Regions from separate parts of the Homo sapiens genome. Here all the other regions are linked to region 3. Evidence: chromatin contacts called from ENCODE Hi-C or POLR2A ChIA-PET data. All regions are on one chromosome and are shown on one strand. Each heading gives the region's core, a stretch centred on a gene start or an enhancer-like site at or near the end of the contact. The rest is flanking DNA. Distances are from core to core; before and after follow the strand shown. Region 1 holds the start of KATNB1 (katanin regulatory subunit B1). Region 2 holds the start of HEATR3 (HEAT repeat containing 3). Region 3 holds the start of RPGRIP1L (RPGRIP1 like).

Region 1 (4,034 bases), core at 88-2,587, 4.0 Mb after region 3:
ATCCCAGCACTTCGGGAGGCTGGGGCGGGTGGATCACCTAAGGTCAGGAGTTCAAGACCAGCCTGGCCAAAATGGAGAAACCCCGTCTCTACTAAAAATATAAAAACTAGCCTTAGCCCGTCGTGGTGGCGGGCGCCTGTGGTTCCAGCTACCCAGGAGGCTGAAGCAGGAGAATCTGAAGCAGAAGGCTGAAGCAGAAGGCAGAGTGGGGACTCCCCCACGCTTTGGCTTTCAGAACAAGGGTTCGAATTCTGGGGCTATTACTTTCTGACCGTGTGGTTTTCTGCAAGCATCTTAACCCGGGCCTCAGTTTCCTCATCTGTAAATGGGAACAGGAATTCCTACCTCTTATGGTTGTACTGGGCGTTATGTGAGCCCAAGGAGCCCTGACCTGCGGTGAGAGGCTGGAGGCCGAAGGGCAAGGTTCGAGGGGCTCTGGGTGCCTGGGACAACCTCTGGGCAACAGGGAGAGGCGGCTGCGGGGCCAAGTCCCTCCTAAGCGGCCACGCGAGAGGCCCTGAGTCGAGAAGGGTTACGGCGCTTCCCAGAGCCCACCCCGCCCAACGTGTCACAAATAAAGCTGGCCTTTCTCCGATTCCCTGATTGCAGCCATTCAGGGAGCAGCCCCTTGCCCACGCATCCATTAGTCGAGGCGGTGGCTGCGTGTGCAGTGCTACAGGGTTCAGCGCCTGCCTCGGCTCCGGAATCAGGCTGTTTCCTTCTAGACCTCCCATGGGGGATTCAAGCCGGCGTCCGGGTCAAAGAACAGGGACAAAGTCCTCCTGCCACGGGGGACCATCTGCAGGCAAAGTGAAGAATGAGGAGCTTCGGCAAAATGCCGACTAAGGCCTCCTTAGGTTTTGCCCCACTCCAAGATGGAAGGCCTGAGGCTTCACACTGCCCCCGAAGTTCCTTTCCCATTGGCTATCTGGGAATTGAGTTTTCCAATAATGCGGACGCTGATTGGTCAATCCAGGACGGTTGCTCAAGCCATTGGCGCAGCCGCCATTGGAGGGCGGCTCTCAAAAGTTTTCAGACACAAATTAGGTTCGAGGGAGGAAACGGAGAGGAAAGGGAAAACTTGAGACGGAGGCGGGACTAAGGAAACGGCAGCTTGCATTGGTTTATTAGAGGCCAAGGGGCGGCTCTTGAACGTTCCTTCCTCTTGATTAGTCCTATTTAGGAAAAGAGGGCGGGTACTGAGGAAAAGCGGCAGAAGCGCCTGCTTCCATTGGTCAGTCCTGGCAGGAGGCGGAGCACCCGCGGCAGCTGATTGGTGCGGGAGGCAAGGTGGGCGGGGCTCTGAGCCGGAGGTTTTGTTGTGAGGGTCGGTTGTCAAGCAGCGGCCAATCAAGGCAGGGGATGGAGGCAAGTGGGGGTCGCGCCTGGAGCGGAGCCTCGGCCTCCGGAGCCGCAGCTGCAGGTGGAGTGGGCAAGGGGACGAGGTGGCGAGGGGACGGTGGGCCCTGGGCTGGGCCGAGCCAGGCGGGGCTGGCTGGGCTTGCGGGCAGAGAGCTCTGAGCGTGGGGAGGCTAGAGCCCGTACTCCGCAAGCAGAGGGTTGGGAGGATCAGCCGTGGCCGAGGGACCTGCCCCCGCCCCCGGACGAGAGGGGTCGGGGTGGAGGCCGGAGGGGGCAAAACCAGGGAGGCCGGAAGCAGAGCTGGGGGTCTGCAGAAGGACAGGTAATGAATAGGGAGAAGAGAAGTAGGAGAATGAATGAATGGGAGACCCCGCGAGCATATGGGAAAGGGCAGTAACGGGAGTCTGGCGAGGCAGGGGCCACGTGAGGGATATCGGGAGACAGGATGTGCATAAGTGGGAGACTCAGGGGGCAGGGAGAAAAGGGGGTGTGAACGGAGGACTAGAGAGGCAGACCCGGGGACCCAGGAGAAAGGGGACGGAGGGGAGCGGGCTCATGGGAAAGAGGTGAAGTGGCTGTGGGAAGGAGGTGGGAGGCTCCATGAGGAGGCCTTTTAGAGTTGAAGAGTCATAGCCACTTACGCCCAGACTGGAGGCCTAGTTCCTAGCTCTGTCCTTGGGAATCGCAGGGAGCAGGAGCGGTTCCCTTGCCAGGAGCTGGGGAATTGGACCATCAGGGTCGTCTTCGAGATTCTTTCCAAGGAGGACTTCAGTGGCCGTCTCTGGGATGCCTTTCCTAGGCCCCTAAGCTTAGCTTCTGACTCCGCTCTCCCACATCCCACACGTCAGACAAAAACAACGACTCGCAGGAAATCTATGTGAATTGCAGACACGTGGTCTTCTCCGCCCCACTGCGGCTGCTGCACTTTAGGCAGCCAGCATCCCGGAACAGAGCTGCAGCTCATTATCCTGGCCTCTGGGAGGAGTTTCTTTTTCCTTACGTTCCAAATCACCCTACCTGAGGTGCCCCCTCTGCAGATTCCCAAACCTAATTTGCAGTGCAGCTTCTGACTCTGGTGGCTTTGGTGGGTGTCAGTCTTTATCAAGTGGTCTTGGTGATCCAGGGAGCAACAGCTCTTACCAAGCATTTTCTAACATGACGTCACCTCTTGTTTGTATTGCAGCCCTGTATTGAGCTGAGATGGCTCGAGCCTAACATTCCATGATCCAGGATCGTGACAGATGTGCACAGGCTGCTGCTGTTGCTGCTGTGGGTAATTTGGAACCACGAGGCACCCCAGGGCCAGAAGACGAGGCATTCTGTCTGCCTGGATGTGTGGGAACTCTCTGCCAACTTGATTGGTGGATCTGGGGGGGGATCCACCCCCACCCCACGAGGAAAGCACAGTTTATTTTGTGGGTGGGGCTTCAGGTGCCAGCCAGCTGAAGGATGGCCACCCCTGTGGTCACCAAGACAGCCTGGAAGTTGCGTGAGTGGTTTTCATTTTTCTTTATCACCCCATTTATTCTGTTAGCGGCTTGTTGCTGGGAGGCCTGAACCCACAGCTTTGTTTCCTGTTCTTGGCACAGGAGGAGACTCCTAGACTTGGGAGTAAGATAGACCATTATGTAAATCATGACTGTGGCACTTCTTAGCTGGGTGACACTGGGCAGGTGACTTAACCTCTCTGAGGCTCAGTTTTCTTATATGTACAATGAGATGACGCCTGCATTCTATGGTTGCTGTGAAATTCAAGTGACAGGATGAACCCATCCTAAAGCACTTAGCACAGCATTTCCAGTTAGGCTGACAGTGGGGTGAGAAATCCTGAAAGATGTTCACAGCATTCTCAGACATCTCACAAGTCAAACTTCCCCAGTCAGATAAAAGCATCTTGGGCCTGGGATGGGGGAAGGAGTGGGAGCGAGGAGGGGCGGGCAGAGGGATGCAGACAGGGCTCGGATTGTAACTGATGGGCACTGTCCACTCCCACCATTGCCCTATACAAGTGGATCTGGACTCTTTCATCTGAAGACTTCATACTTTAAGAATTATTGAGGACCCCAGAGTGCTTTTGTTTGTTGGAGTTATATATCTGTCAGTATTTACCACGTTAGAAGTTAATACTGAGACATTTTCAAACAAGAGTATATAATCAAATAGGCCTCTAGTGATGTTCTGGGAAACTCCACCATATGCTTGAGAGCAAATGAGAGTGCAAAAGGCAGATGCCATCTTAGTGTTATTGTGAAAATCCTTTTGTCTTCTCAGACCCCCCGAAAGGATCTTGAGGATCCCAAGCATCCCCAGATCATATTTTGAGAATTCCCCTACACATTGGCACCTTGGTGGGCCCTGCCCCACCTATTGTAACTGGTTGGCATAGCTTTTGTGTGCTCCACCTGGTCACTGTCTGCTGCCAGCTGTCCCTGGGCTGGTTTTCAGGAGCTGGGACAAGACTCCACACTTTTTTTTTTTTTTGAGACAGAGTCTCACTGTCACCCAGGCTGGAGTACAGTGGTGCAATCTCAGCTCACTGCAACCTCTGCTTCCCGGGTTCATGCGATTCTCGTGCCTCAGCCTCCCGAGTAGCTGGGATCACAGGCACCCGCCACCACACCCGGCTAATTTTTGTATTTTTAGTAGAGACGGGGTTTCACCATGTTGGCCAG
Region 2 (3,843 bases), core at 1,119-3,618, 3.6 Mb before region 3:
AGGCAGGGTGGAAATGGAGAGACCAGAGAGCCACGTGCTCAAGATAAAAGACAGTAGCCTAGGCCAGGCGTGGTAGATAACGCCTGTAATCCCAGCACTTTGGGAAGCCGAGACTGGTGGATCACCTGAGGTTAGGAGTTCGAGACTAGCCTGGCCAACATGGTGAAACCCCATCTCTACTAAAAATACAATTTAGCTGGGCGTGGTGGCATGCACCTGTAATCCCAGCTACTCAGGAGGCTGAGGCAGGAAAATCACTTGAACCCAAGAGGCAGAGGTTTCAGTGAGCCGAGATCATGCCATTGCACTCCAGCCTGAGCAACGAGAAAGAGACTCCATCTCAAAAAAAACAACAACAAAAAGACGGTTGCCTGGACTAGGTGGGTGGCAGGCAGATCGATGGCCTGATAAAATATACAGGAAGTAAAACCCACCAACATATATTTAGTGGCTCCAAGGTTGATTTTTTTTTTTTTTTTTTTTTTGAGACGGAGTCTCGCTCTGTCACCCAAGCTGGAGTGCAGTGGCGTGATCTCGGCTCACTGCAACCTTTGCCTCCCAGGTTCAAGAGATTCTCCTGGCTCAGCCTCCAAGTAGCTGGGACTACAGGCACATGCCACCATGCCTGGCTAATTTTTGTATTTTTAGTAGAGATGGGGTTTCGCTATGTTGGCCAGGCTGGTCTTGAACTCCAGACCTCAGGTGATCTGCTCACCTTGGCTTCCCAAAGTGGTGGGATTACAGGTGTGAGCCACAGTGCCCAGCCCAAGATTGATCTTTGATAGGCCCAAATGCAACATGAGCTACACTTCTGTTACTCTCTAAAATTTGCCATAGTAATTAATTTCCCTTACTGGACAGTCAACTCTTTGACAGTAGGGTTACCATGGAATGGAAATTTTCTCCAGTAGAATGTTGACCTGAGCCTGGGCGTGGTGGCTCATACCTGTAATACTAGCACTTTGGGAGGCTGAGGCAGGCAGATCATTTGAGATCAAGAGTTCGAGACCAGCCTGACCAACGTGGTAAAACCCCGTCTCTCCTAAAAATAATAATAAAAAAAAAATAGCTGGGCATGGTGGCACATACCTGTAATCTCAGCTACTTAGGAGGCTAAGGCAGGAGGACTGCTTGAACTCCAAGGCAGAGGTTACAATAAGCCGAGATCGCACCATTGCACTCCAGCCTGGACAGCAGAGTGAGACTCTGTTTCAAAAACAAAAAGAAAAAAAGAAAATTGACCCAAAGCTATGCATATATTGAGTACTCACTCGTTACATGTCTAATTATAAAGACCACCTAAGATTCTCCTGTACTTTTCCCTCTGCTTAGTATTTACCACAATTATAACCAAAGTTATTCATATAATTATATATTCAACAGATCTCTCCCTGGACTGTAAATTCCATAAGGACAGGGAGAGAGGACAGGAACCAAACTGTCTTGATTACTGCTTTATTCCAATGCCCAGCACTGTACCTAGTACTCAACAAATATCTGCAAAAGAATCTCTTTGTTAAATACGTTTCCAAACATTTACATAGTGCTTAGTATCTGCCAGTCTCTGTTCTTAGCACCTTAAACATATGAACACATTTAGTCTTCGTAACAACTCCATGAGGTATATACTATCGATGTCCCCACTTCACTGATGAGGAAACTAAGGCAGGGAGATTAGGTTCTTAAGCGATTCTGTTTTATCAAATATAGACACACATTCGTTCCAAAACATTAACTAGTCTCTGTCTACGACAGGAGCTATGGGAGGTGCTGGGGACACAAAATAAAATCGTGGTTAATGCTTTTTGAGTACCTGCTATATATCAGGCTTGGTGTTAGGCACTTTACAGAACTTTATGAACTTTACAGAACTTACAATAACCTTGCAAGTTAGGTATTCTTAATCACATTTGATTATTTGTAGCCGGTGTTACTAACTTATTGGTTGCTTGATTGATTGATTGAGACAGGGTCTCGCTCTGTCGCCCAGGATGGAGTGCAGTAGCAGGATCACGGCTCACCTCAGCCTCAAACTCCTGGGGTCAAGTGATCCTCCGGCTTCAACGTCCCAAGTAGCTGGGACTACACACACACGCCACTATGCCCAGATAATTTTTAATTTTTTTGGTGGGGAGGACAGGGAGTGGAGTGTTTTCCTATGTTGCCCAAGATGGTCTCGAACTTCTGGCCTCAAGTGATCCTCTCGCCCGGGTCGGCGTTACTATTCTAGTCCAACCTCCTACTTACCCGGTAAACCCACAAGGCTCCGCCCCTTTGCCGAAGCTGGCCCCGCCTATGCCCTCTTCCACGCCTGCGCGCTCCGTGCGCCAGTTCCCCCCACCCCGCCCCGCCCCAACCCCGACCCGGCAGACGACGCGCCGTGCGCCTGCGCACGGCTTGCCCATGTGTGCTGCAGCCGTCAGCCGGCCCAGCTGAGCAGCAGCAACGGACCTTGTTAACGGCGCGGCAGCCTCCACCGCCTGCTGTTGCCCTCCTCTCTCGGTGGTCTGTCCGCCCAGCGCACGTCACCATGGGCAAGAGCCGGACGAAGCGCTTCAAGCGACCTCAGTTCTCCCCTACGGGCGACTGTCAGGCCGAGGCGGCTGCGGCGGCGAATGGGACCGGAGGCGAGGAGGACGACGGGCCGGCGGCGGAGCTGCTGGAAAAGGTGAGGCGAGGGCTCCGTCGGGCCGGGAGGCGAGACGAGGTTGCCCCGCGCGCGTGCGCATTGCGCGCCTTCTGACCCTTTTCGCTCTCATCCGCAGCTCCAGCACCCGAGCGCCGAGGTCCGCGAGTGCGCCTGCGCAGGGCTGGCCCGGCTGGTGCAGCAGCGGCCGGCACTCCCGGGCCTGGCGCGACGAGACGCCGTGCGCCGCCTCGGGCCGCTGCTGCTAGACCCCAGCCTGGCCGTCAGGGAGACTGCAGCCGGCGCGCTGAGGTGAGCCAGGAAGGGTGCGGGGCGGTGCCCACCGCTGGCCTCCCCCGCGTCTGGGCTGCGGGCGGTCGCAGCGGTCACCCAGCGCCTTCTGTGTGCCATCAGGCACTGGCCCGGTCTCCCGTTTGCAGAGATTTGAAGCCAGTCTCCAGGCTCCGGAGAAGCCCAGTATCCCCGCATCTCATCTGTCCACCTGGCTGCTTCACCTGCAGCGTCCACCTGCTCAGGCGTCCTGCCCTCACGCCTTGCGCACGTTTTACACTCTCCAAAAGCCCTCCTTAGGGTCCCTTGCTTGGATGAACTCTTCAGTTCATGTGTCAGGAATCGTTCTAGATGCAGGGGACTTTGAGCAGCCAAGACTTTTGAGCGAGATCTGTTGACAGCCAAGATCCCTGTCTTGGCACAAGTCATGTTGATGGGGAGACAGACAGGAAGCTAGTAAAAAGGTAAAACATAATATTAAATAGTGAGAATTGCTGTGGGAAAACGAGATGATGATGAGTTGGGGGTGGGAAGTTTGAATTGGGTGCTCTTGGGCCGGGCGCGGTGGCACACACCTGTAATCCCATTGCTTTGGGAGGCCAAGGAAGGAGGATCACTGGAGGCCAGGAGTCCAAGGCCAACCTGGGCAACATAGCAAGACCCCGTCTGTAGAAAAATTATAAACAATTAGTCGGGCATGGTGGTGGGTGCCTGTAATCCCAGCTACTCAGGAGGCTGAGGTAGGAGAATCGCTTGAGCCCAGGAGTTCGAGGCTGCAGTGAGCTATGATCACACCACTGCACTCCAGCCTGGGTGATAGAACAAGACCCTGTCTCAAAAAAAAAAAAAGGTGCTCTTTAGATGACTTGTGAAAGGAGATGTGCAGGGTGAGAGAGCCAGGAGGCATGGGAAAATAGGGGGAAGAA
Region 3 (4,476 bases), core at 450-2,949:
GAAGTGTCTCACCATATCCTTGTGAGGCTGTTACTCAAATGATTCCTGCTTTACAAATGAGGAAGCTGAGACACAGATTAGTTAACTCACTTAAGGTGGTAGTTGAAAGTATTAATAGTTGTGTCTGGTGATATTTTTGGTTGTCACAACAAGGAAGCGGGATGCTACTGGCATCTAGTGAGTAGAGGCCATGGATGATGCTAAATATCTTACAGTGCTTAGGAGACATAATAATGAATTATCCAGCCCAAAATGTTAATAATAGTGTAGAAGCTGAAAAACCCTGCACAATGCTGCAATGCCTCTCCAACACCATCTTATGTTATCCTTCTTTGCTCACTATGCTTCACTTACATTATTCTTTACTTTCCTCGAACCCCCCATACCCTTGTCTTGCTCAAGGCCTTTGTATTAGCTGGTTCCTTAATCTTTGGAGCTCAGTTCACTTCCTCAGACAGGTTTTCCCTGACCATCCTATGTTAGAGTAGTCTTCCTTACATTTCTTCACTGTTTATTTCTTTTCTTTTCTTTTTTTTTTTTTTGAGACAGGGTCTTGCTATGTTGCCCGGGCTGGCCTTGAATTCATGGGTTCAAGTGATCCTCCCACCTCAGCCTCCCGAGTAGCTGGAACTACATGTGCGTGCCACCAAGCATGGCTTGTATCTCTTATAGCAACTGCCTCTATCTGAAGTTATCAGATAAAATTATTGTTTGTCTCCACTAAAAAAGGATAAACATCTTGAGACGGGTATTAGTCTTGTTCACAACTGTTCAGGAACAGTGCCTGGTACAGGGTGGGAACCAACATTAATATTTATTGAATGATTGGCTGTGCGTGGTGGCTCACACCTGTAATCCCAGCACTTTGCGAGGCCGAGACGGGCGGCTGACTTCAGGCCAGGAGTTCGAGACCAGCCTGGCCAACATGATGAAACCCTGTCTCTACTAAAAATACAAAAATTAGCTGGGTGTGGTGGCACACGCCTGTAATCCCAGCTACTCGGGAGGCTGAGGCAGAAGAATCGCTTGAACCTGGGAGGAGGAGTTTGCAGTAAGCTGAGGTCTTACCACTGCACTCCAGCCTGGGCAACGGAGCAAGAACCTGTCACACACACAAAAAAAAGAATAAAGAAAAAATATTTATTGAATGAATAAATGAATATCAGGTACTGAGATTAAAATGGCAAGCAAAACCCCCGCCTTTATGAAGCTAGCAAGTTATGGAGGTAATCACATGATAAACAAATAATATATAATTAAGCAAACAATAGACCACTCAGGAGGTTTAGGGTCTACCAACCAACTCCTAATCCAGGGCAAATGAGCAAACTGTGTTAGGGACCTACAACTTGCAGGATCTGGATAGAGATGGCAATTAGCAGCATCAACTCTCACCTTCATGGCTGGGATATAACATTTCAAATTGGTCCTGGACGTGGGGATAAAGGGCGGCCTGTGATTCAGGCCTGAGGATGTGGAGGTGTCTTGGGCTGGGCTGCTTTCACGCCAGCAGAACTCCAGGGCCAACTCCAGGGCCTTCTCCAGGCGGCAGAGCGGACCCTAGGACCCCGGCCCGCGCTGCAGTGGGGAGGGTCAGCAACCTCCACCCACCCTCATCCTCCCCCATCCTCCCGGGTACTCACCGTGCCACTGGCCCTGCAGCTAGCTACCGTTGCTATAGCGCCGACAGCGTGGCGGGCGGCTGGCCGAGAGGAGCACGGGAGAAACATGGCAGGCTCCCGTAGCCTCCTGGGAAATGTAGTTCTCCTTGGACTCTAGCCTGTTTGCTCGCGGGGTAGCGGACTACGCTCTTCCAGCTGTCGGACCTGGGAAATTCTCCTGTGCTAAATCCCGTGGCGCTCGCGGGTGTCGCCGCGGTGCATCCTGGGAGTTGTAGTTTTTTCTACTCAGAGGGAGAATAGCTCCAGACGGGAGCAGGACGCTGAGAGAACTACATGCAGGAGGCGGGGTCCAGGGCGAGGGATCTACGCAGCTTGCGGTGGCGAAGGCGGCTTTAGTGGCAGCATGAAGCGCACCCCGACTGCCGAGGAACGAGAGCGCGAAGCTAAGGTATGTCGGGCTCCCGGGGCCTGGAGATCTTCGTGCGCTGTGAGCAAGGATCAGGGAACCGGAAGGGCTTGGTTTGATGGCGAGCGGATGCGCGGTGTTAAACTAAGGGATGACAGGGCCTTGTCAGCAAGGGACCTGGAGATATTAGAGGGGATGTTACAAATTCGTGCTCTTCAGGATGCAGGCCGAGTCTTGTTGGATCGGCTCAAAAATGAGAAGCAAGATACCCATTTCCTTGTCCTTCTTCTGCATCTATTCCTTGGTTAAATTTGTCGCCATCCCTGTGCCTCAGTTTACCGGATTCTCAGATGACTGTGATCATACCAGCTGTGCTTTCTCATAATGGTCTCTGAGGACTGAGATCGGCTTAGATGAAATATCTGTGCAGTCAGCTGTGTTTCTTTGGAACAATTGTCTCCGTGACCGGCTGATAACAGTTTGTGTCTTTTAGCGCTGTGGATATGAATCTTTAACTACATTGCTCCTCTCTACCTTTGATGTTCAGCTTCTGGTAGTTGCCATTCCATGGGATGACCATAATAATGGCAACAGAGATTTTAAAAAGCATTTATTGTGGGTCAGGCACTGTATTAAGTGCATAATATTTAAATTATTTCATATCATTGTCACAGCAGATTGCAAGATAGATATTATACAGATGGAGTATAAATAACAGCCCAGCTTCACAGATGAAGAACTGAGGCTCAGAAGCATTGAGTGTTTTCCTTTCTCTCATTCCCAAACTCAGATCCTGTTGATTTGTCTACGTATATTGGGAATATGCCCACTTTTTTTTTTTTTCATCTCCACTACCTTGGACCAAGCTACCATTATCTTTTTAATAGACTGTTGGAATAGCCTATTGATTGGCCTACACTCACTCTACACCCTAACTTAACTCTTCTTCCACCTTCTCTCCCTTCCCTCAACTACCATTCTCTTCTGCACACCATAGAGTAAGATCTTCGTGAAATGCAAATATAATTATGTCCCTTTCCTTTCTCCTTACTCTGCCAACCACCTGTTTAAAAATATTCCATGGCTTTCTGTTGCTCTTAGGATAAAGGCAAAACTTCACATTGCCTACAAGATCCTGCATGATCTGGACCCTACCTGCTTTCACAACCCCATTGGATATGACACTCTGCTCTCTGCCTACCAGTCACTTTGGCCTTCTTAAAAGTCACTCTTCACTATACTTTATCGGGCTTCAGGGCCTTTGCACATGTCATTTGCTGCCTACTCTATGTTAGGCAAATATTGGCAGTGAATAACAGTGTTAAATAACGTAGACACAGTTCTTGCTTTCATAGAATTTCATCTTACACGTGAGTCTGTTTAGGGCAATACACCTAAGGATTTAAAATATAAAATCTGCTCTATATTGACCTGAGTTATTGCAGTATTTCGTAAGGGACCAGAAGTTTTCATGCTTGAGTCTGCATATGATGTGGATAATATATTAAAGATAAGCACAAAGAGGGCGACCCTTCTGCTTTAGTCTACACAGTGCAAAGAAACAAATGTCACCTCATGGTGTTGTGCATGATGTCTTTCTCATCTTTCAGGTTTATTTTTAAAGTATTTCATTTATTCTGTGAAGATTTGTTGAGCACCTATTATTTGCCATAAGTTGGGATTATAATTTTGGCTGAAATAGAATCACTGCACCAAAGAAGCTCTTACTCTATTGAAACCATAACCATTGCCTGTGAGGGAGTTACTAGTGTCATCCATATTTTAGAGATTTAGAAACTGAGACTTGTAGGTAAATCGTGACTTGCCCAAGGCCACTTGGTTGCTAGGTGAAACTAGTGCTCTGAGCCAGGTCTTCTGACTCCAAATTCAAGGCTTTTCCCATTTTCTGCTTGTGAAACATGTTGAATTAGTAGAGCAAATTGTCTTCCTTTTTTCTTTAAAAAATTGGCTGTTCATTTAAAATTTGTTTGCTTAATATTATTTGTTAGAACAAAGTATAAGTAGTTGTTTTAAATCTTAAATGTAAAGTGTCCAATGGCTCATGAATTATCTTCTCTTTTTCTAATCAATTTTATTGAGGTATAATTTACATACAGTCATTTGCAACCATTTTTGTGTACAATTTGATGCCTTTTGACAAATGTATATACCTGCAAAACCACCACAGTTGGCATAGCGAACATTTCTCTCCTAAGTTCCCTCTCGTTAATTTGTGGTTAGTCTGTCCCTCCACCTTGGCCCCCAAACAACCACTGATATGTTTTTTGTCTCTGTAGATGCATCTGTATTTTCTAGATTTCATATAAATGGAAGCATACAGTGTATACTTTTGGGTCTTTTTTTCATTCAGCGTAATGATTTTTTTTTCAAAATAGAGATGGTGTCTTGCTGTGTTGCCCAAGTTGGTCTGGAACTCCTGGGCTGAAG

What was found. A loop is a pair of places that touch in the nucleus more often than their neighbours do. ChIA-PET counts read pairs that join two places held with the same protein, here RNA polymerase II (POLR2A). Pooled maps may share reads with other maps.
Region 1: a map of B cell shows a loop between it and region 3 (26-fold over the local background). The contact joins the promoter of KATNB1 here to the promoter of RPGRIP1L in region 3. A Hi-C loop is called at or near these places in 2 of 168 maps with a recorded cell type or tissue (B cell and naive thymus-derived CD4-positive, alpha-beta T cell) and 14 of 50 pooled maps. POLR2A ChIA-PET finds 5 or more read pairs at or near these places in 1 of 52 experiments (activated B cell).
Region 2: a map of naive thymus-derived CD4-positive, alpha-beta T cell shows a loop between it and region 3 (9-fold over the local background). The contact joins the promoter of HEATR3 here to the promoter of RPGRIP1L in region 3. A Hi-C loop is called at or near these places in 1 of 168 maps with a recorded cell type or tissue (naive thymus-derived CD4-positive, alpha-beta T cell) and 5 of 50 pooled maps. POLR2A ChIA-PET finds 5 or more read pairs at or near these places in 1 of 52 experiments (activated CD4-positive, alpha-beta T cell).

The regions. Positions count from the first base shown.
Region 1 is chr16:57,734,433-57,738,466 of GRCh38, forward strand. It overlaps KATNB1 (katanin regulatory subunit B1), which reads left to right and starts at 1,338. Exons shown (of 20, transcript NM_005886.3): 1 at 1,338-1,423; 2 at 2,546-2,851. The coding sequence starts at 2,812. LOC107984852 (a long non-coding RNA gene) reads right to left here and starts at 2,212. Exons shown (of 2, transcript XR_001752221.3): 1 at 2,004-2,212; 2 at 1-1,175. RefSeq lists enhancers at 1-166, 796-905, 885-1,179, 926-1,095, 2,464-2,533 and a silencer at 1,406-1,645.
Region 2 is chr16:50,063,602-50,067,444 of GRCh38, forward strand. HEATR3 (HEAT repeat containing 3) reads left to right here and starts at 2,369. Exons shown (of 15, transcript NM_182922.4): 1 at 2,369-2,668; 2 at 2,766-2,938. The coding sequence starts at 2,531. HEATR3-AS1 (HEATR3 antisense RNA 1) reads right to left here and starts at 2,723. Exons shown (of 3, transcript NR_186390.1): 1 at 2,452-2,723; 2 at 1,090-1,206. RefSeq lists an enhancer at 2,177-2,471 and silencers at 2,322-2,371, 2,702-2,751, 2,832-3,091.
Region 3 is chr16:53,702,160-53,706,635 of GRCh38, forward strand. RPGRIP1L (RPGRIP1 like) reads right to left here and starts at 1,700. Exons shown (of 27, transcript NM_015272.5): 1 at 1,644-1,700. It overlaps FTO (FTO alpha-ketoglutarate dependent dioxygenase), which reads left to right and starts at 1,997. Exons shown (of 9, transcript NM_001080432.3): 1 at 1,997-2,070. The coding sequence starts at 2,026. RefSeq lists a silencer at 1,610-1,659 and enhancers at 1,695-2,195, 1,810-2,219.